Regions from separate parts of the Homo sapiens genome. Here region 1 is linked to region 2. Evidence: read pairs that join two places in POLR2A ChIA-PET (ENCODE). Cell type or tissue: B cell. All regions are shown on one strand. Links, peaks and the distances in the headings refer to the core of each region. The heading gives the core; the rest is flanking DNA.

What was found. ChIA-PET counts read pairs that join two places held together with the same protein. Peaks named below come from ENCODE experiments on the same cell type or tissue, not always from the same donor. Only the 100,000 strongest peaks of a DNase experiment are listed, where the experiment ranks them.
Region 1: POLR2A ChIA-PET joins it to region 2 with 5 read pairs; 8 of 35 experiments call an interaction of 5 or more read pairs at or near these places.

The regions. Positions count from the first base shown.
Region 1 is chr4:39,723,223-39,733,753 of GRCh38, forward strand. The region is part of intron 1 of UBE2K (ubiquitin conjugating enzyme E2 K); the gene reads left to right. Among named protein-coding and RNA genes, the nearest start is that of UBE2K, 30 kb to the left of the region's middle. RefSeq lists an enhancer at 9,742-9,821. In B cell, for the core only: no CTCF peak of the experiment used is centred there; no DNase peak of the experiment used is centred there; H3K27ac peaks cover 1,261 bases.
Region 2 is chr4:39,622,434-39,632,964 of GRCh38, forward strand. The region is part of intron 1 of SMIM14 (small integral membrane protein 14); the gene reads right to left. Among named protein-coding and RNA genes, the nearest start is that of SMIM14, 11 kb to the right of the region's middle. RefSeq lists an enhancer at 3,361-3,440. In B cell, for the core only: no CTCF peak of the experiment used is centred there; DNase peaks (open chromatin) are centred at 3,458, 4,058 and 4,788; H3K4me3 peaks cover 2,306 bases; H3K27ac peaks cover 2,500 bases.

The DNA.
Region 1 (10,531 bases), core at 4,241-6,740, 100 kb after region 2:
TTAAGTAGAGACAGGATTTCACTATATTGCCCAGGCTGGTCTCGAACTAAGCTCAAGCAATCCACCTGCCTCGACCTCCCAAAGTGCTGAGATTACATGCATGAGCCATGAGCCATTGTACCCAGCCCTGCTGTCTTCTCTTTTTTTTTTTTTTTTTTTTCCTTCAGACTGAGTCTCGCCCTGTTGCCCGGGCTGGAGTGCAGTGGCACGATCTCTGCTCACTGCAAGCTCTGCCTCCCAGGTTCATGCCATTCTGCTGCCTCAGCCTCCCGAGTAGCTGGGACTACAGGCATCCACCACCACGCCCTGCTAATTTTTTGTATTTTTAGTAGAAACAGTGTTTCACTGTGTTAGCCAGGGTGGTCTCAATCTCCTGACCTCCTGATCCGCCTGCCTCGGCCTCCGAAAGTGCTAGGATTACAGGCGTGAGCCACTGCACGTGGCCTGTCTGCTCTTAAAGAGATTAATAAATTAGAGGGAAAACTCAGAATGTCTTTGTAATTTAAATTTTTGTTAAGGGAAAATAATAACATTTAAAATAATTGTTTCTCTGTGTTAATAATGGGTACTGTACAATTAATTTCCTTTTTTAAAAAATATATTTTTTGAGACAGAGTTTCTCTCTTGTTGCGCAGGGTGGAGTGCAATGGCACAATCGCGGCTTATTGCTACCTCTGCCTCCGGGGTTCAAGCGATTCTCCTGCCTCAGCCTCCCAGGTAGCTGGGACTACAGGCACACACCACCACACCCATCTGGTTTTTTTGTATTTAGTAGAGATGGGATTTCACCATGTTGGTCAGGCTGGTCTCGAACTCCTGACCTTAGGTGATCCACCCGCCTCAGCCTCCCAAAGTACTGGGATTACAGGCATGAGCCACCATGCCCAGTCCTTTTTTAATTTTTTTTTTTTTTTTAATTGTTGTCACCAGGCTGGAGTACGGTGGCACAATCATGGCTTACTACAACCTGGAACTCCTGGGCTCAAGTGATCCTCCAACCTCAGCCTCCCAAGTAGCTGAGACTATAGGCACGCACCACCACACCTGGCTAATTTTTGTGGTATTTTTGTAGAGGTGGGGTTTTGCTGTGTTGACTAGGCTAGTCTCAAACTCCTGGGTGAATCCTCCTGCCTTGGCTTCCCAAAGTGCTGGGATTACAGGTATTAGCCACTGCACCCAGCCCAAACTGTATTTTTTTGTCTTCTAGTACACCTTGTAATTTTTTATTGAAAGCTGGGCATGGGCCGGGCATGGTGGCTCATGCCTGTAATCCTAGCACTTTGGGAGGCTGAGGCAGGTGGATTGCCTGAGTTCAGGAGTTCAAAATCAGCCTGGGCAACATGGTAAAACCCCGTCTCTGCAAAAAAAAAAAAAAAAAAAAAAAAAAATACAAAAATTAGCTAGGCATGGTAAGTGCATGCCTGTAGGCCCAGCTACTTGGGGGGGCTGAGGCAGGAGGATCACTTTAGCCCCGGAGGCAAAAGTTGCAATGAGCTGAGATGGCGCCACTGCCCTTCAGCCTGGGGGACAGAGTGAGACCCTGTTTCAAAAAAAAAAAAAAATGCTGGGCATGTTTTACTAGGTAAAAGTAACTGAGATACATAAGCCTTTAGTGTGAGGCATTACGTTTATCTGACTTAGGATTGGGCTGTGTTTTGTATTAACATTTTTTGTAGCTGTAGGTGTGAGAACTAATATTTCCTCCAGTGTTCTTATTTTTGTTTACTTTGTTGTCTTGGGGTTCCTTAGAGACTTCTTAAATAAGATCTGAGACATGCAGTTATATATTTTTCTTTTTTAGTTTTTTAATTCCTTGCAAGTATTGCACAAATGCAGTTCTTTGAGTAACGTCCTGTTGTTATACAAAAGCCTTCGTGGCCAGGCATGGTGGCTGACAATTGTAATCCCAGCACTTTGGGAGTCCAAGGCAGACAGATTGCTTTAGCCCAAGAATTTGAGATTTGTAGACAAATGGAGACATGGCGAACCGTCTCTACAGAAAATACAAATATTAACCAGGCATGGTGTCATGCACCTGTACTCACAGCTACTCAGGAGGCTGAGGTAGGATCATCTGAACCCGGGAGGCAGTTTGCAGTGAGCCATGATCATGCCACTGCACTCCAGCCTGGGTGACAGAGCAAGACCCTGTCTCAAAAAAAAAAAAAAAAAAAAAAAAAAAAACACCTCTTGATAGTAAGGTTTCAGTATTCTGTTGTAGTCTTTTAGTGAATCTGTGTACCTGGGCTGTGATATTCACAGTTGCTTCTCAGTTCACACTTCCTCCTTAGTTGAGATTGGAAGGCTGGGATTGGGTTTTTCACTTCCCTTGGGTCAGTTAGCTCTGATAAAACTCCAGTTGGTTAACCTCTGGTGAAATCTTTTCTCTTGAAGGCAGGCCTTTTTAAAAAGAACAGATTACTTTGGAATTACTTCAGAATGGCTACTTTCCCCCTTCCCCCTGCCAGAAGCATGCAGGGAATTTTCTTCCATCCTCACTGTGAGAACCTCCTGCGTTCAAGTGACCCTCCTGCTTCAGCCTCCTGAGTATCTGGGACTACAGGTGCACACCACCATACCTGGCTAATTTTTGTATTTTTAGTAGAGAGCAGGTTTTGCCATGTTGCCCAGGTTGGTCTTGAACTCCTGGGCTCAAGCAGTCTGTCCACCTTGGCCTTCCAAAGTGTTGGGATTACAGGCATGTACCACCACACTTGGCCTTTTTTTTTAAAATAGTATTGTAAATATTTGGGTTTTTAAAATAAAACATTTATTCTCAGAGTTGTGGAGGCTAGAAGTTGGAAATCAAGGTGTCAGCAGGGTCAGATTGCCTCTGAAACCTCTGGGGAATCCTTCCTTGCCTCTTCCTAGTTTCTGTTGGTTTGCCAGCGTTTTTGGTGTTCCTTGGCTTGTAGATGCATCACCCCAATAATCTGTCTTTATGTGGCATCCTCCCTATATGTCTGTCTTAACATGTTGACCAGGCTGGTCTCGAACTCCTGACCTCAGGTGTTCTACCTGCCTTGGCCTCCCAAAGTGCTGGGATTACAGGCGTGAGCCATCGTGCCTGGCCTGTTTTTACTTTTTAACTTTCTGCTAAAATTTTTAAACTTGTACTGAAGTTGAGAAAATAGCATAATAGATATCATCACCCAGTTGCTTTTTCTTTTTCTTTTTTGTAGAGACGGAGATCTCACTTTGCTGCCCAGGCTGGTCTTGAACTCCTGGGCTTAAACAATCCTCCTGCCTCAGTCTCCCAAAGTGCTGGGATTACAGGTGTGAGCCACCACTCCTCCTGGCCTCCACTTTCGGTAGTTATGAACATGTGGCTAGTTTGTCTGTCAGATTCCCACTCCCTTCTAGATTATTTTGCTGTTTGTTTGTTTGTTGTTTGAGATGGAGTCTCACTGTCTCCCAGGCTGGAGTGCAATGGTGCGATCTCGGCTTACTGCAACCTCTGCCTCCTGGGCTCAGACGATTCTCCTCCCTCAGCCTCCTGAGTAGCTGGGACTACAGGCGTGCACCACCACACCTGGCTAATTTTTTGTGTTTTTAGTAGAGACAGGGTTTCACCATGTTGGTTAGGCTGGTCTCAAACTCTTGACCTCAGGTGATCTACCCACCTCAGCCTCCCAAAGTGTTAGGATTACCAGCGTGAGCCAATGTACCTGTCCCCTTCTAGATTATTTTGAAACAAATCTTCTGAGTTATTTTGCAGCAAACCCCAGAATTCTGTCATTGTACAGTGAATAATTCATTGTGGATCTTTAACATACAAGGACATTTTTATGAAACCAAATCAATTGTCTTATTATGTCCAACAAAAGAAACACTAATTTTTGAATATGTAATGACACAGTACATGCTCAGGTTTCCTTGACTTCTGACTTACCTTTTTACAGTTACATTATTCTTCTTAATGGTTGTAATCATTTAGTTTACTTTCTAGTCCTTTTATGTCACAAGCAGTCTTAGAGTACAAATGTTATATCACATACAGAGGATTGTATTGTGTAGGAAAAACATGGACAACAAAGACTGAATTGAAAAGGTGATACTGGAGAGTAGGACTTGATGTGAAGAAGTTTGAGGAGTAGCTTTGACTGTTTTTCTTTTCTCTTTAATAATCTTAAAGGTTTCTTATGGGGGGAGCGCTGAGACAGGATACACCACAGTCACCCAGGCAGGAGTGCCAGTGGTAAGATCACGGCTCTCTGCAGCCTGGGATTCCTGGGCTCAGGTGATTTTCCCACTTCAGCCTCCCGCATTGCTGGGACTATGGCCATGCACCACCACACCCACACCTACCTAATTTTTTTGTAGAGACAGGGTTTCACCATGTTGTCTGGACTGATCTTTTTTTTTTTTTTCCATAAGGATAGAGATGGGCTGGTCTTGAACTCCTGGGTTCAAATGATCAGCCCATCTCCACCACCCAAAGAGCTGGGATTACAGGTGTGAGCCACTGTGCCTGGCCTAATCTTAGGATTGAAGTATATAAATTCTAAAAGTTGAGTAAGTGTATAATAAAAACTGAGTGATAAAGTATTGTGTCATGGTGTAAATGGCAGTGTTTTTTTCTTACTGGCATACATTGAGATGTCCTCTAACTGAAATCTTAGAAGTGAGCCGGGTGCAGTGGCTCACGCCTGTAATCCCAGCACTTTGGGAGGCTGAGGCAGGCAGATCATAAGGTCAGGAGTTCGAGACCAGCCTGGCCAATGTGGTGAAACCCTGTGTCTACTAAAAAATATGTAAGAAATTAGCCAGGCGTGGTGCTGTGCGCCTGTAGTCCCAGCTACTCAGGAGGTTGAGACAGAAGAATCGCTTCAACCCGGGTGGTGGAGGTTGCAGTGAGCCGAGATTGCCCCACTGCATTTCAGCCTGGGCGACAGAGCAAGACACCATCTCAAAAAAAAAAATAAGTAAAAGAAAAGCTCTGTCTTGACTCTTGAATCAGTTTTAAAACCTGGCTTCACTGATTATTAGCTTTGTGACTTTGTTGCCTCAGCTTCCTTATTGGTAAGCACGTAAGTTTGTTTTAAGATTGAGTTATTACATGTACATCAGTTAAAATATTGCCTGTAAATTATATATAGATATTGAGCTGGGAGTGGTGGTTTACGCCTCTAATCCCAACAGTTTGGGAGACTGAGGCGGGAGAATTGCCTTAGCTCAGAGGTTTGAGGCAGCGGTGAGCTATGATTGTACCACTGTACCTCCTGTCTGGATGATAAAGCGATGTATTAGGTATTATTGTTGATCGTTCAGCAACATTACCCACTGTTTCCTTGAAATATTATTCCTGTAGTGTCAGTGATATCAGACTATCCAAATATCTTTTTCTTCCTTTCTTCTTTCCTTTCTTTCCTTTTCCCTTTCCCTCCCCTTCCTCCTGCCTTTCCTTTTTTCCTTTTTTCTTTTTTTTCTTTTGAGACAGAGTCTCGCTCTGTCCCCCAGGTGGGGAGTGCAGTTGTGCGATCTCGGCTCACTGCAAGCTCCGCCTCCTGGGTTCACGCCATTCTCCTGCCTCAGCCTCCGGAGTAGCTGGGACTATAGGCGCCCGCCACCACGCCCGGCTAGTAGGTTTTTTTTGTTTTTTTTGTTTTTTTTTTTTTGTATTTTTAGTAGAGACGGGGTTTCACTGTGTTAGCCAGGATGGTCTCCATCTTTTGACCTCGTGATCCACCCGCCTCGGCCTCCCAAAGTGCTGGGATTACAGGCGTGAGCCACCGCGCACAGCCCCCCACCTTTTTTTTTTTTTTTTAAGGAGTCTTACTTTGTCGCCCAAGCTGGAGTACTGTGCTTCTGTCTCGGCTTACTGCTCCCTCCGTGTCTTGGATTCAAGCAGTTCTCCTGCCTCAGCCTCCAGAGTAGCTGGGATTACAGGCACGCACCACCATGCCCCCAGCTAATTTTTGTATTTTTAGTAGAGGCGGGGTTTCACCATGTTGGCCAGGCTAGTCTCGAACTCTTGACCTTAGATGATCCGCCCACCTTGACCTCTCAAAGTGTTGGTATTACAGGCGTGAGCCATGGCGCCCGGTCTTTCCTATCTTTCTGACTGTATCTTCAGATCACTCCTGAACCCGAGACCTGAATTTTTCATTTACCTACTTGGTTCTTTGGATTTTCACAGATACCTTGTATCCAACATGTCTCAAACTGATTTTTCCCCTCTCCCTCAAACCCTGACTTCTCAATTCTTTGTTTCCTTATCTTTATTATACTGTCATCCACCCAGCAAAAAATCCCCTCTTCTAAGATCATAGCTTTTAGTTAGTAACTAAGTCCTTTAGATTTTACTTCCTGTCTGCCTTAATTCATCTTCTTTTCATTGCACTGGACTTTATTGGCATCTCTCACTGGTTTCCTAAGTATTCTCTCTAATCCCCCTCCAGCCATTTCCCCCTACTCCAGCCAGGTGATCTCTAAGAGACCCAGATCTGATTGTTACAACACTTCAAATTTTTATTATTCTTCATGACCCTGAATAATCTGGCTTTTGACTGCTTCTCCTGCCTCATTTCATCATTTTCATTCTTTGTATTGTAGTCACATTGGCGGCATTTCAATTCCTAAACCTGTCAAGTCCTCGTTTGCCTCCATTTTGCACAGCGTGTACGCTCTGCCTTAAGTGCTGGCTTTTCCTAAAGTTAAGTCTTTTAAAACTAATTTCCTCAAGGAAGCTTCCTCTTACTTTCTAGATTTTCTGTCTGCTAAATGTTCTTCATAGTATCCTGTACTTCATTTAAAAATTATATAATTAGTTCTTCAGTACCTTAGAATGAAATAACTATTGATACAGGTTAGAGAAAATTTCTAGTTGATCATTATACTACCAATATCTGTTATAATGCCTTGCAAATAGCAAGTACTTAGTAAATATTCATGGAATTGATAAATTCAGACTTGAATTACTCTTCATTGTAGATTGAGTAAAGTTTGACAGAAGTCCAGAACTTAACTTTTTTTTTTAAGAGATGGAGTCTCACTCTGTCACACAGGCTGGTGTGTAGTGGCACAGTCATAGCTTACTGCACCCTTGACCTCTTGGGCTCAAGTGATTCTCCCACTTCAACTTCCTGAATAGCTGGGATTACAGACACACGTTTTTTGTTTTTTTTGTTTTTTTTCCACGCTGTAGAGATGGGAGTTTCACTATATGGCCCAGGCGGGTCTTAAGCTCCTGGGCTCAAGTGATCCTCCCTCCTTTGCCCCACAAAGTGTTGGGATTACAGGTGTGATTTAAAAAATGCTAGCTGCAGCCTGGTGTGGTGGCTTAGCCTGTAATCCCAGCACTTTGGGAGGCTGAGGCTGGTAGATCTTGAGGTCAGGAGTTCAAGACCAGCCTGGCCAACATGGTGAAACCCCATCTCTACCAAAAATTCAGCAATTAGCCGGGCATGGTGGTGGGCGCCTATAATTGCAGCTACTCAGGAGGCTAAGGCAGAAGGATCGCTTGAACCCCCAAGAGGTGGAGTTTGCAGTGAGCTGAGATTGCGCCACTGCACTCCAGCCTGGGCAACAGAGTGAGACTCCGTCTCAAAAAATAATAATAATAATAATTGCTAGCTGCTATAGCTTCTTTTTTTTTTTTTTTTTTTGAGACAGAGTCTCACTCTGTTGTCCGGTGGAGTGCAGTGGCGTGATCTCTGCTCACTGCAACCTCCGCCTCTCGGGTTCAAGCAGTTCTCCTGCCTTAGAATTTCAAGTAGCTGGGATTTACAGGAGTGTGCCACTATGTCCAGTCTCTTGTACTATTTTTATCTTTTATTTTCAAGACAGAGTCTTGCTTTGTCGCCCAGGCTAGAGTGCAGTGGCACGATCTCAACTCACTGCAACCTCTGCCTCCCGGGTTCAAGCGATTCTCCTGCCTCAGCTGGTCTCGAACTCCTGACGTCAGGTGATCCGCCTGCCTCAGCCTCCCAAAGTGCTGGGATTACAGGCATGAGCCACGGCGCCCGGCCATCTTGTACTCTTTTCAATGTGGATATCAGAAAATTTTAAATTTACATAGTGGCTTACATTATATTGTATTGGATACTGCTCGTCTAGAACTTGTTTTTAGTAAGGATCATACATGTGTCTCCATGGCCTCAGTTTTTCATTATTCTCCCAATCCCTTTGTTTTCATGTCACTTCTGCTTTGGGACTGTTATGTGCCATAAGCTTCAGAAAACACGGTGGCTCACACCTGTAATCCCAGCACTTTGGGAAGCCGAGGCAGGTGGATCACCAGAGGTCAGGAGTTTGAGACCACCCTGGCCAACATGATGAAACCTTGTCTCTAGTACAAATACAAAAAAATTAGCCAGGCGTGGTGGCGGGCGCCTGTAATCCCAGCTACTTGGGAGGCTGAGGCAGGAGAATTCCTTGAACCCAGGAGTCAGAGGTTGCAGTGAGCTGGGCAACACAGCAAGACTCCATCTCAAAAAAATAAAAAAAAAATTTAACTGCCTAGAAGGTAGAAATCGAGTGTATTTCTTAGGCCTTTGAATAATAGGGGAAAGATAAGTCATTTATATTAAATTATGAGAAAATAATGGCAACTGTTAAGCTTTTAAAGTATTATTTCCAACTAAATTAGGAAGAACTAAATTTCACTTTTACATATGCATGACAATGATGAGCAGGGCTCCTAAAACAGTTGTGGCTTGACTAGGAAACAAATAATAATTTTTTTATATCAATAAGAATTACTTGTAACTTTAGGGGGCATTTAGAATTATATTTGTCTTATTTGAGATTTGGATTTAAATTTTATTTTAGAGCATTTTTTAAAAAATAAATAGAAGTGAGGCTAATATTGTTAATTATTCTCTTTAAAAAATACAGTATTTGCTTTGGGTTAAAATTTTCTGCCCCAACATCATTATCAAGAGTCAGCATATTACAATGATAAATTTAGCATTTACTGTGTGGCAGGCATTGTTCTATATACTTTATTCGTTAAATTCACCAGCGAACCCTATGAGGAACTATCTTATCCTTAGTTGACAGAGGATGAAACTGGAGTACAAAGTAGTTAATTAACTTGTTCATAGCTAGTAAGTTTTAAAAAGGTTAAACAACAATATACTTTGTATTTAGTCCTTAAATGATAAAATCTTCCAGTGTTTAGTTTTTCCCACTAGAATGTAAGCTCCAAGTGGGCAGGGACTTAGGTTTTGTTCACTAACATTTGAGATAGCATATACTAGAACCTAGTCATTATTTGAAAGAATTTTTACAGTGATGATGGTAACAATGACAATATCATTTCACTGAGAGATGGCCTTGGAAATACATTAGAACCGCTTTGAGTTCTTCACTGTTGGTTGTTGACAATAATGTTTTTTTTATCTCATTCAAATTAGCTTCAACGTTATGTGCTATTTTGCATGCTTCATGTATATCTTAATAAAATAGTTGATTTGAAAATTGCTAACTTCTATAGCTTCTTCCCTCTTTTTTTTTTTTTTTTTTTTGGTGACAGAGTCTTGCTTCGTAGCCCAGGCTGGAGTGCAGTGGTGTGATCTTGGTTCACTGCAACCTCTGCCTCCCGGGTTCAAGCAATTCTCATGCCTCAGCCTCCTGAGTAGCTGGGATTACAGACATGTGCTACCATGCCCAGTTAATTTTTGTATTTGTAGTAGAGACAGGGTTTTGCCATATGGGCCAGGCTGGTCTCAAGTTTCTTGCCTCAAATGATTCATCTGCCTCGGCCTCCTAGAGTACTGGAATTACAGGGGTGAAACATCCTGCCTGGCCTAGCTGCTATAGCTTTTATATATCTCTGTTCCTTTTGTGCATTAGAAATGCCTTGAAGCCCCCAGGGAACATCAGGAAAAAAAAAAAAAAAAAAAAAAACAACCAGAGGTCCCGCTATGTGTTTAGCTGAGTTGGGAGAAGAAAGTTTAGAAAAGCAATCTTTGACCTATCCTTATGAAAAATTTACAGTGATAACACAATTCTTCAGAATTTCACCCAAAAGCTACAGCTGCCTTGGTTGTTGCAGTCATTGAAGTGAATAACACATTATTTTATTATTTATTTTTAGATACTACATTTTTTTCTTAGACTGTGGAAACAGGACTGTGAAATTAATTTTGTAAAATCGGGCTTTAATTTTTTTTTTTTTTTTTTTGAGACAGAATCTCGGTCTATCATCCAGGCTGCATGTAGTGGTGCAATCTCGGCTCACTGCAACCTCCACCTCCCAAGTTCAAGCCATTCTTCTGCCTCAGTCTCCCGAGTAGCTGGGACTACAGGTGCCTGTCAGCACACCTGGCTAATTTTTGTATTTTTAGTAGAGATGGGGTTTCACCATGTTGGCCAAGCTAGTCTCAAACTCCTGACCTCAAATGATCCACCCGCCTTGGCCTCCCAAAGTGTTGGGATTACAGTCGTGAGCCACTGCACCCAGCCAAATTAAAGGTTTTATAGTTAATGTTGTTAGGGAAAGGGGAACTATGCTGCTTACTTCTATCCAAGAAACTTAATTCTGAAAGTATTCTCATTTTACAGTAATAAAATTGAGAGTTAGGTG
Region 2 (10,531 bases), core at 2,614-5,113:
TTTTTTGCCCAGGCTGGAGTGCAGTGGCACGGTCTCGGCTCACCGCAACCTCCACCTCCCGGATTCAAGTGATTCTCCTGCCCCAGCCTCCCAAGTAGCTGGGATTACAGGTGTGTGCCACCACACCCAGCTAATTTTTTTATTTTTAGTAGAGACAGGGTTTCAGCATGTTGGCCAGGCTCGTCTGAAACTCCTGACCTCAAGTGATCCGCCGCCTCTGCCTCCCCAAGTGTTGGGATTACAGGCATGAGTCACCACGCCTGGCCTGCAAATGTTCGTTTTTAAAGGCATAGGAAAACACATACAAATGAAAAGGCTGAAAGAAAACATAAAACTTTAACATCTGTTATCTCTGGGTGGCAGGATTTTACTTTTCACTTTGTACAGTTTTCAAATATCATATAATGGTTACATATTAACTTTTATAATCAGGAAAAAAATTTTTGGATGCAGCAGCTAAATCCAGGGAAGGTCACTCAGTTTCTTCAACAAATAAATGGCAAAAAATAAATAAATCTTAAGAGATGGCAGGGGAACGGTTACAGATTAAAACAAAATTAAGAGATACCAATCCTGATTCAAACCAACCTAGTAAAAGGACATTTATGAACTATCAGGAACTTTGAACACTGTTTAAATGACATTGTTACATACGTACAATGTCAACGATCACATCTAAAAAGAGTCTTTATCTCTTAGGAATCTCACTAAGTATTTTCAGTTAAAGTGATACAATACCTGGGGTCTAGTTTAAAATAAACCTGCCAAGGGGGGAGAGGTATGGATGAAACAAAACCACCATGAGTTTAACTGTTGAAGGCAAGTGATGGGTCCACAGAGATTCATTACACCATTCTACCTTTTAGTGCTAAAAATTTCAAATTATTAATACATAAAAGGTTTTTTAAAAATACATTTTTATAGAAAAACAAACAATTATCTCTTCCCCTCTCCCCGACTCCATGCAAACAGAGCTCTTCCTGAGAAGGCAGGGATAACATTGGCTAATTCAAGGTCAGAATATGAAAATTCTTTTATTGTGATTTTAAAGAATATGATTTATAATAAAATTACTTTTCACATAGCCAGCCAAATCTTCACAGTGATGAAGAACAATATCATAATTCTTTCCATGTTAAAAATAGGCCGGGCGCGGTGGCTCATGCCTGTAATCCCAGCACTTTGGGAGGCCAAGAAGGTTGGATCACCTGAGGCCAAGAGTTCAACACCAGCCTGGCCAACATGGTGAAACTCCATCTCTACTAAAAATACAAAAAAATTAGCCGGGTGTGGTGGTGCATGCCTGCAGTCTCTGCTACTTGGGAGGCTGAGGCAGGAGAATCACTTGAACCCAGGAGGCAGAGGTTGCAGTGAGCAGAGATTGCACCACTGCACTCCAGCTTGGGTGACAGAGCAAGACTCCATCTGAAAAAATGAAAAAATAAAAACCCTCAGCAAGAAGAAAATGCACAGTAACAATTTAGAATGTATGCAATTATTCATAACTGTTGTCTGGTCAGTAAAAAAGAAAGTTTAAAAAAATAGAACGTATGCAATTAGTTTTTACATAACAGAAAACAGAGATACTGGTCAATGAAATGGGAGGCCAGAGGAAGCATTCTATGCATTTTTATCTTAAAAAGCATCAATAAGTAGTTGGGATGACTTTTATCAGATTACCCAAAGTCTCAGTATAATGAGGTGTTCAAACCTACTCATACACAATACTTTTTACAAAATACTCAAAACTGGTTATTCTTTTAACACAAATGGCTCTCAAATATTACCACACCTAGTTTATGTTCTAATGTAGCTTTACTACTTTCACATCTTAACAAAAGCCCTTCTGATAAAAATCAAAGCAGGAAAATTTTCTGTTTTTAAAATGAGGAACATAGCCCCAGCTAAGGTAGTAATTTCACTATGATCGCACATCTAGTATATGACAGATCTTATACAGGAAGTCACATTGTAAAATCCTGAGCAGGACTCATTCCCCATCTGCCAGATATGACCAATCATGCTAGTTATGTTTCTTTCACCCTTACAAAGACAACTTTAGAGCAGTACAGAAATTAGATAACTATCAAATAACTTCCTATTAGTTTGGCCAGGCGCAGTGGCTCATGCCTGTCATTCCAGCATTTTGGGAGGCTGAGGCAGGCGGATCACCTGAGGTCAGGAGTTCAAGACCAGCCTGGCCAACATGGTGAAACCCCATCTCTACTAAAAATACAAAAATTAGCTGGGCGTGGTGGTGTGTCCCTGTAATCCCAGCTACTTGGGAGGCTGAGGCAGAAGAATTGCTTGAACCTAGGAGGCGGAGGTTGCATTGAGCTGAGATCACACTCCAGCCTGGACAACAGAGCAAGACACCATCTCGAAAAAAAAAAAAAAAAAACTTCCTATTCGTTCTTAGTAACGAAATACTTTTCTCTTAAACTACATTTGCTTCTCTGATGGGAAGTAGGCAAGAAAAGGATGCAGACTTGGCTGGGCATGGTGGCTCACACCTATAATCCCAGCACTTTGGAAGGCCGAGGCAGGCAGATCATGAGGTCAGGAGTTTGAGACCAGCCTGGCCAACAAGATGAAACCCCATCTCTACTAAAGATACAAAAAAAAAAGACAAAAGTTAGCTGGGTGTGGTGGTGCATGACTGTAATCCCAGCTACTCGGGAGGCTGAGGCAGGAGAACTGCTTGACCCTAGGAGGTGGAGGTTGCAGTGAGCTGAGATCATGCCATTGCACTCCAGTCTGGGCAACAGGGTGAGACATCATCTCAAAAAAAAAAAAAAAAGAAAGAAAGAAAAAGAAAAGGATGCAGACTCAAGTTCAAATTGGTCAATTAATGTTTGCTAAAAATTATTCTAAAGCTATACCTGGGAGAAGTTAAAGACATACAAAATTTAAATGTTGAAATAAACCCCATTACATGCCCTTGATGTCACAATTCTCTGTGATCTAAACTCACGCAGGATTAAAACTCCCTGAAACTCATCATTACAATTTTTTTTTTCTTTTTTGAGACGGAGTCTTGCTCTGTTGCCCAGGCTGGAGTGCAGTGGCGCAATCTAGACTCACTGCAACCTCCACCTCCCGGGTTCCAGTGATTCTCTGCCTTAATCTCTCGAGTAATTGGCACTACAGGCACGCGCCACCACATCCAACTAATTTTTGTACTTTTAGTAGAGACGGGGTTTCACCATGTTGGTCAGGCTGGTCTCAAACTCCTGACCTCTGGTGATCAGTCTCCCAAAGTGCTGGGATGACAGGCGTGAGCCACTGCACCCAGCCAATCCCTGAAATTCTTATAATTTTACAAGAAAGTGAAAGCTTAAAGACACCCTTTTCAGAGGGCATACTATTCAAAAGGAAGAGACTACAGCAGGCAAGAAAGGACAACAGAAGTTTATTTTCCACAGAATACAACAGGAATATACAGAAGCAACTACGTCAGCATGGCCAGAGGCCACTGTATAGATCAGGTATAGATTAGTGCAGGGGTCCCCAGCCTCCAGGCCATGGACTGGTACTGGTCTGTGGCCTGTTAGGAACCTGGCAGCACAGCAGAAGGAGGTGAGGTGCGGGCCAGCAAGCATTACCACCTGAGCATTACCACCTGAGCTCTGCCTTCTATCAGATCAGCGGTGGCATTAGATTCTCACTGGAGCGACTGCATGCGAGGGATCTAGGCTGCACGATCCTTATGAAAAAATAATGTCTGATGATCTGAGGTAGAATAGCTTCATCCCAAAACCATTCTCCCCACGCCCCCCACCCCTGCCCCAGCCCACTGAAAAAACTGTCTTCTATGAAAATGGTCCCTGGTGCAAAAAAGGTTGGGGACCACTGGATTAGAGTATACCAAGTCTTCATTTATTTATATTCAACAAATCACAACTTCACAAGTGGCACTATTACAACTTTGGAGATACAGCAGTTCTCGCCCACTCAATTAAGAATCACTTGAATTGGAAAGAGGAAAGAACTGAGGCTCTGAAAGCTTCAGTAATTTGCCCAGTCACACAGCACAGGAGGTGGGATTCAAACGCCCTGTCTTCTCTCACTTCTCCTTTCTTGAAAAGGATGTATCTAACAAATTCTCAGGGGACAAAGTAACCAGCAAGAGAGTTCAGAGGAGGATACAGAAGAAACAAAGGTAGCTTTTACCATCAAGAGCTTGCAATCAAGTTAACTGTTAATTTAAATTAAATAATTGCATACCAATAGATAATTAACAACTAAATAAATGTTACAAATTACCTTTGTGATCACTACTTTGGAGAAAGCTCAAAACTCAAGGAAAGGAGAACGCTTTTCTCCTTGACCTTCTATTCCATCACTACTAGGCTTAACTCTTCAAGGTCAGAGAGAATTTCCTCATCTCCTTAATGTTTCCATTTCTCTGCAACACATGATTCTGTTAAGATTCATCCCCCAGGTGGCCACCATTTTTCTAGAAATTCTCATTAAATGTGACCCTATTTTCTCAGGTGCCTTAGTCTATTGGGATGCTTAAACAAAATAACACAGACTGGGTAACTTACAAACAGAAATTTACTTCTCACGGTTCTGGAGGCTAGGAAGTCCAAGATCAAGGCACTGGTAGATTCAGTGTCTGCTGAGGACCCACTCTCTGGTTGGTAGATGGTGCCTTCTCACTGTGTCCTACTATGGTGGAAGAGGGCAAGCAGCTCTCTGAGCCCTCTTTTATAAGGGCACTACTCCTCATGATGATGGCTCCACCCTCATGACTTAATCACTACCCAAAGGCCCACCTCCTCCTAATACTATCACACTGGGGGTTAGGATTTCAAATATGAATTGTGGGGAACACAAGCATTCAGACCAAAGGACTGTCTTAAACATTACCTTCTCTTTCCTTGGCGACCCTTTTTTCTTTACCTCTATCTGACTCCTATTCTAGGATCACTTTAGACAACACTTGCCAAAACATCATGGGACAGCAGAAAGAACATCCTTAGACAAAAAACTTAAGGCAGTACTGAGAAATATTAATAGATAAATCACTTAGCCTTGTTGTGACTTCAGTTTATCTATAAAACAAGAGTGATAATTGAAACTATTCATTTTAAACAGTTGCGCAAAGATCAAGTGAGAATTTGTAACAGTACTTAATAAACTGAAAAAGTTTTAAAACTTGGGGTCAGTTGAAGACCAAAGTATCTTTAACCCTTAGCCCAAGTTCTCTGTATAGTGCTCTGGAGTGTGTGTGTTCCACTGGGGCCAAAGTTATCACTCATCTGCATAAAAGGGAAAGAAAAGAAAGAAGTCTTCTGTTCTTAATCTTGGTCTCTCACCTACTAATGTCCTGTCCTTTCCTGGCCGCAGTTTACTCTTGTACAATCCTAAGAATTCTCTCTGTGCCTGGTCAAGGTCCAGGGGTAAAACTGATCATAAAGAGTCAAACAAAGGAAAGCTTTTCAATTAAATCATCTTTGTTTGTATTCAATATCATAACCATAAGTTTCATAATTTGAAAACGTTTTCTAAAATTTCCACCCAAGAGGGCACATGTCATCAGGACCTCCTGTGTCATGGAGAGAAAATTTTTTAATCCTAAAAAAAAGGCTAGGCGTGGGGGCTCACGCCTATAATCCCAGCACTTTGCGGGGCCAAGGCAGGAGGACTACGAGGTCAGGAATTCAAGACCAGCCTGGCCAACATGGTGAAACGCCGCCTCGACTAAAAATACAAAAATTAGCCAGGTGTGGCGGCACATGCCTGTACACCCAGCTACTCTGGAGGCTGAGGCAGGAGAACTGCTTGAACCTGGGAGGCAGACGTTGCAGTGAGCCAACACCAAGCCATTGCACTCCAGCCAGGGCAACAGAGTGAGACTCCATCACAAAAAAAAAAAAAAGAAAAAAAATTCTACCCAAGAATATTTACTAGTCATATTCTAAATTTTAACATTTTAAAATCAGGAAAATGTGACCAGGCGCGGTGGCTCACGCCTGTAATCCCAGCACTTTGGGAGGCTGAGACGGGCAGATCACGAGGTCAGGAAATCAAGACCAGCCGGGCCAACATGGTGAAACCCCGTCTCTACTAAAAATATTTTTAAAAAAATTAGCCGGGCATAGTGGCACACGCGTAGTCCCAAGTCAGCAACTTGGGAGGCTGAGGCAGGAGAATCGCTTGAACCTGGTAGGAGGAGGTTGCAGTGAGACGAGATCACACTACTGCACTCCAGCCTGGGTGACAAGGCGAGACTCCGTCTCAAACAAACAAACAAACAAAAACTCAGGAAAATGTTTTTCTTTTTTTTTTTTTTTCTTTTTTCTTTTTTTGAGCCGGAGTCTCCCTCTGTCACCCAGGCTGGAGTGCAGCAGCACATTCTCAGCTCACTGCAACCTCCACCTCCTGGGTCCAAGTGATTCTCCTGCCTCACCCTCCCAAGTATCTGGGATTACAGGTGCGTGCCATCACACCCAGCTAGTTTTTATATGGTTAGTAGAGACGGAGTTTTGCCATGTTGGACAGGCTGGTCTCGAACTCCTTACTTCAGATGATCCACCTGCCTCAGCCTCTCAAAGTGCTGGGATTACAGGCGTGAGCCACTGTGCCCGACCAGGAAAATGTTTTCCATAAATCAGAAACAGAAAAATTTAACAGAAAATATAAAAATTCCAGGCCAGGCCTGTAATCCCAGCACTTTGGGAGGCCAAGCTGGGTGGATCACCTGAGGTCAGGAGTTCGAGACCAGCCCGGCTAACATGGTGGAAACCCATATCTACTAAAAATACAAAAATCAGCTGGGCGTGGTAGTGCACATCTGTAATCCCAGCTACTTGGGAGGCTGAGGCAGGAGAATCGCTTGAACCCAGGAAGCAGAGGTTGCAGCAAGCCGAGATCGTGCCACTGCACTCCAGCCTGGGTGACAAAGCAAGACTCTGTCTCAAAAAAAAAAAAAAAAAAGATACATATATATATATATTCCATACTATGTTGATCCCACATAATAGTGCATACAAGTAACTTATAAATGATTTTTTTTTTTTTTGGAGACAGGGTCTCTATTGCCCAGGCTGTAGTGCAGTGGTGTAATCATGGCTCACTGCATCCTTGACCTCCTGAGCTCAAGCCATCTTCCCACCTCAACCCCCCAAGCAGCTAGGACTACAGGTGTGTGCCACCACAATGGCTTCGCTTATAAATGTTAAGCAAGCAGTAGGTTTTTGTTTTGAGATAGGGTCTCTGTTGCCCAGGCTGGAGTGCAGTGGCGTGATCACAGCTCCCTGCAGCCTCAGCCTCCCCAGCTCAAGCAATCCTCCCACCTCAGGCTCCGGAGCAGCTGAGCCCACAGGTGCATGCCATCACACTCAGCCAATTTTTTTACTTTTTTGTAGAGAGAGGGGGTCTCGATGTGTTGCCCAGGTAGGTCTTGAACTCCTGGGCTCAGGTGATCTCCCCACCTCAGCCTTCCAAATTGCTGGGATTACAGGCATGAGCCACCATACCTGGCCAGAAAGCAGTTTTTAACAGCTGTATTACAAAATACTGGTGTGTTCTAAACTTGAGAGGTATATTACAAGCAATGGTACCAGTTTGTTAAAGATGAATGTTATCTAAATAAATTACAACAGAATCAAGACTTTTCCTTAATATTTCATTCACATGCTTGTCTATATGATTTCTCTGAGCAGAAAGAAGCAGAGTGCTGAGCGCAGTGGCTCACACCTGTAAAACCAATTCTGACAGGCTGAGGCAGAAGAATTGCTTGAGCCTAGGAGTTTGAGACCAGCCTGCCAAGGTGGTGAAACCGTCTCTACAAAAAACTTTAATAATTAGCCAGGCATGCTAGCATGTGCCTTCTTATGTAGTAGTCCCAGCTACTCAGAAGGCTGAGAAGGGAGGATAACTTGAGCCCAGGAGTTCAAGGCTACCGTGAGCTATGATCACACCACTGCACTCCAACCTGTGTGACAGAGACCCTGTTTCTAATTAAAATAAAAATGAAAGAAGCGGACTATGGCTACTGCTCTCCAAACTAAGTAACTCACAGCCTCTTTCTTCCATATCATAGCTGAGATGACATGTGCACAAAGATGCGCATAAACATCATTAGTCATACTGGGAAAAATGCTTAGAACTACTGTGATAAAGAAAGCAATTATTGGGCCAGGCGCGGTGGCTCACACCTGTAATCCCAGCACTTTGGGAAGCCAAGGCAGGCGAATCACCTGAGGCCTGGAGCTCAAGACCAGCCTGGCCAATATGGTGAAACCCCATCTCTACTAAAAATACAAAAATTAGCTGAGCATGGTGGTGGGTGCCTGTAGTCCCAGCTACTTGGGAGGCTGAGGCAGGAGAATTGCTTGAACCCAGGAGGTGGAGGTTGCAGTGAGCCGAGACTATGCTCTGTGCCACTGCACTCCAGCATGGGCAACAAGAGCAAAACCCTGTCAAAAAAAAAAAAAAAGAAAGAAGGAAAGAAAGAAAAGCAAGCAAGCAAGCAAGGATTAACAAATAAAATAAACAAACAGATTTTAAAAGTCTGTTCAAAATTTCAAGCAAGTCAGTTTCTTCTACATTACCTTTCCCAAGAGTAACAAAGCAGCAAAATATATATTGTATAAAAAGCAAACTTGTTTTTGCCAGGGCATGGTAGCTGTAATCCCAGGACTTTGGGAGGCTGAGGTGGGCAGATCACTTGAGGTCAGGAGTTCGACACCAGCCTGGCCAACAGAGTGAAACCCCGTCCCTATTAAAAATACAAAAATTAGCCGGGCATGGTGGCAGGTGCCTGTAATCCCAACTACTCAGGAAGTTGAGGCACAAGAATCGCTTGAACTCGGGAGGTGGAGGTTGCAGTGAGCTGAGATCGTGCCACTGCACTCTAGCCCGGGTGACAGAGTGAGACTCCATCTCAAAAAAAAAAAAAAAGAGCAAACTTGTTTTTAAAAACTATGTTGTGGCCGGGTGCAGTGGCTCATGCCTATAATCCCAGCACTTTGGGAGGCCAAGGCGGGCGGATCACGAGGTCAGGAGATCGAGACCATCCTGGCTAACATGGTGAAACTCCGTCTCTACTAAAAATACAAAAAAATTAGCCGGGCATGGTGGCAGGTACCTGTAGTCCCAGCTACTCGGGAGGCTGAGGCAGGAGAATGGCATGAACCCGGGAAGCGGAGCTTGCAGTGAGCCGACATTGCGCCACTGCACTCTAGCCTGGGCCACAGAGCGAGACTCCGTCTCAAAAAAAAAAAAAAATAAATATGTTAAAAGATAAAAGATGATAGCAGCCAGAACACTGACTTCTAAGTCTGGTGCATATACCAGGAAGATGCTTACTGCATCCCTAATTCAATTTGAAATACTTTTATTAGCTATTAAATTTTGAAAGCTCTGCACTTGTAATACTTGTCAATGAGTGCAGTCAGGCATAAACCAGCTTCATTCTGTCATTCTGTATTTTTACAAAGCTGAGACACATCTGTGCTTTGGCCTAAATTTAAAAAAAAAAAAAGGAAATGAAAATTCAATATGAAAATAAGCAATAAGAAGGTAACTTTCTCCAAAACAAAAGAACAGAGGTCGTAAATGTTATCAAATACATATGTAAGCCCTACTATACACCTAAAAATTGGTTTAGTTTAGAAAAATGTACTTTTCCAAAGAGTTAATTCTTTAAAAATAAAATATGCATTTATAATTTAAAATTTAAATACCAAAAGTTAAAAAAAAATGGAAAAATGCAGGTACTTTCCTCTCCTCAGAGATAGCTTCTATTAAAAATCTTCACGTCAGCTGGGCACGGTGACTCATGCCTGTAATCCCAGCACTTTGGGAGGCCAAGGCAGGCGGTCAAGAGATCAAGACCATCCTGGTCAACATGGTGAAACCCCGTCTCTACTAAAAATACAAAAATTAGCTGGGCATGGTGGCACGCGCCTGTAATCTCAGCTACTCAGGAGGCTGAGGCTGGAGAATCACTTGAACCCGGGAGGCAGAGGTTGCAGTGAGCAGAGATCGGGCCACTGCACTCCAGCCTACTGACAGAGCGAGACTCCGTCTCAAAAAAAAAAAAAAAAAAAAAACCTTCATGTCTGACCAGGTGCAATGGCTCACACCTGTAATCCCAGCACTTTGGGAGGCGAAGCCAGGTGGACTGCATGAGCTCAGGAGTTCGAGACCAGCCTGGGCAACATTGCAAAACCCCAACTCTACAAAAAATACAAAAATTAGCCAGGCGTGGTCTCAGCTACTAGGGAGGCTGAGGTGGGTTGGTAGCTTGAGCCTGGGAGGTGGAGGCTGCAATGAGCCGAGATCGCCCCACTGCACTTCAACTTGGATGACAGAGTGAGACTCCCGTCACACACACACACACACACACACACACACACACACACACACACACACACACAAAAGAAAAAGAAAAACCTTTATGTCTCAGGAAGATTTTAGAATTCAAAAAATACCAAAAATAAATAAATTAAAAAAATATTTTAAAACTTCATGTAACATTTTCTAAGCATATGCAAGTATGTATATATATATATAT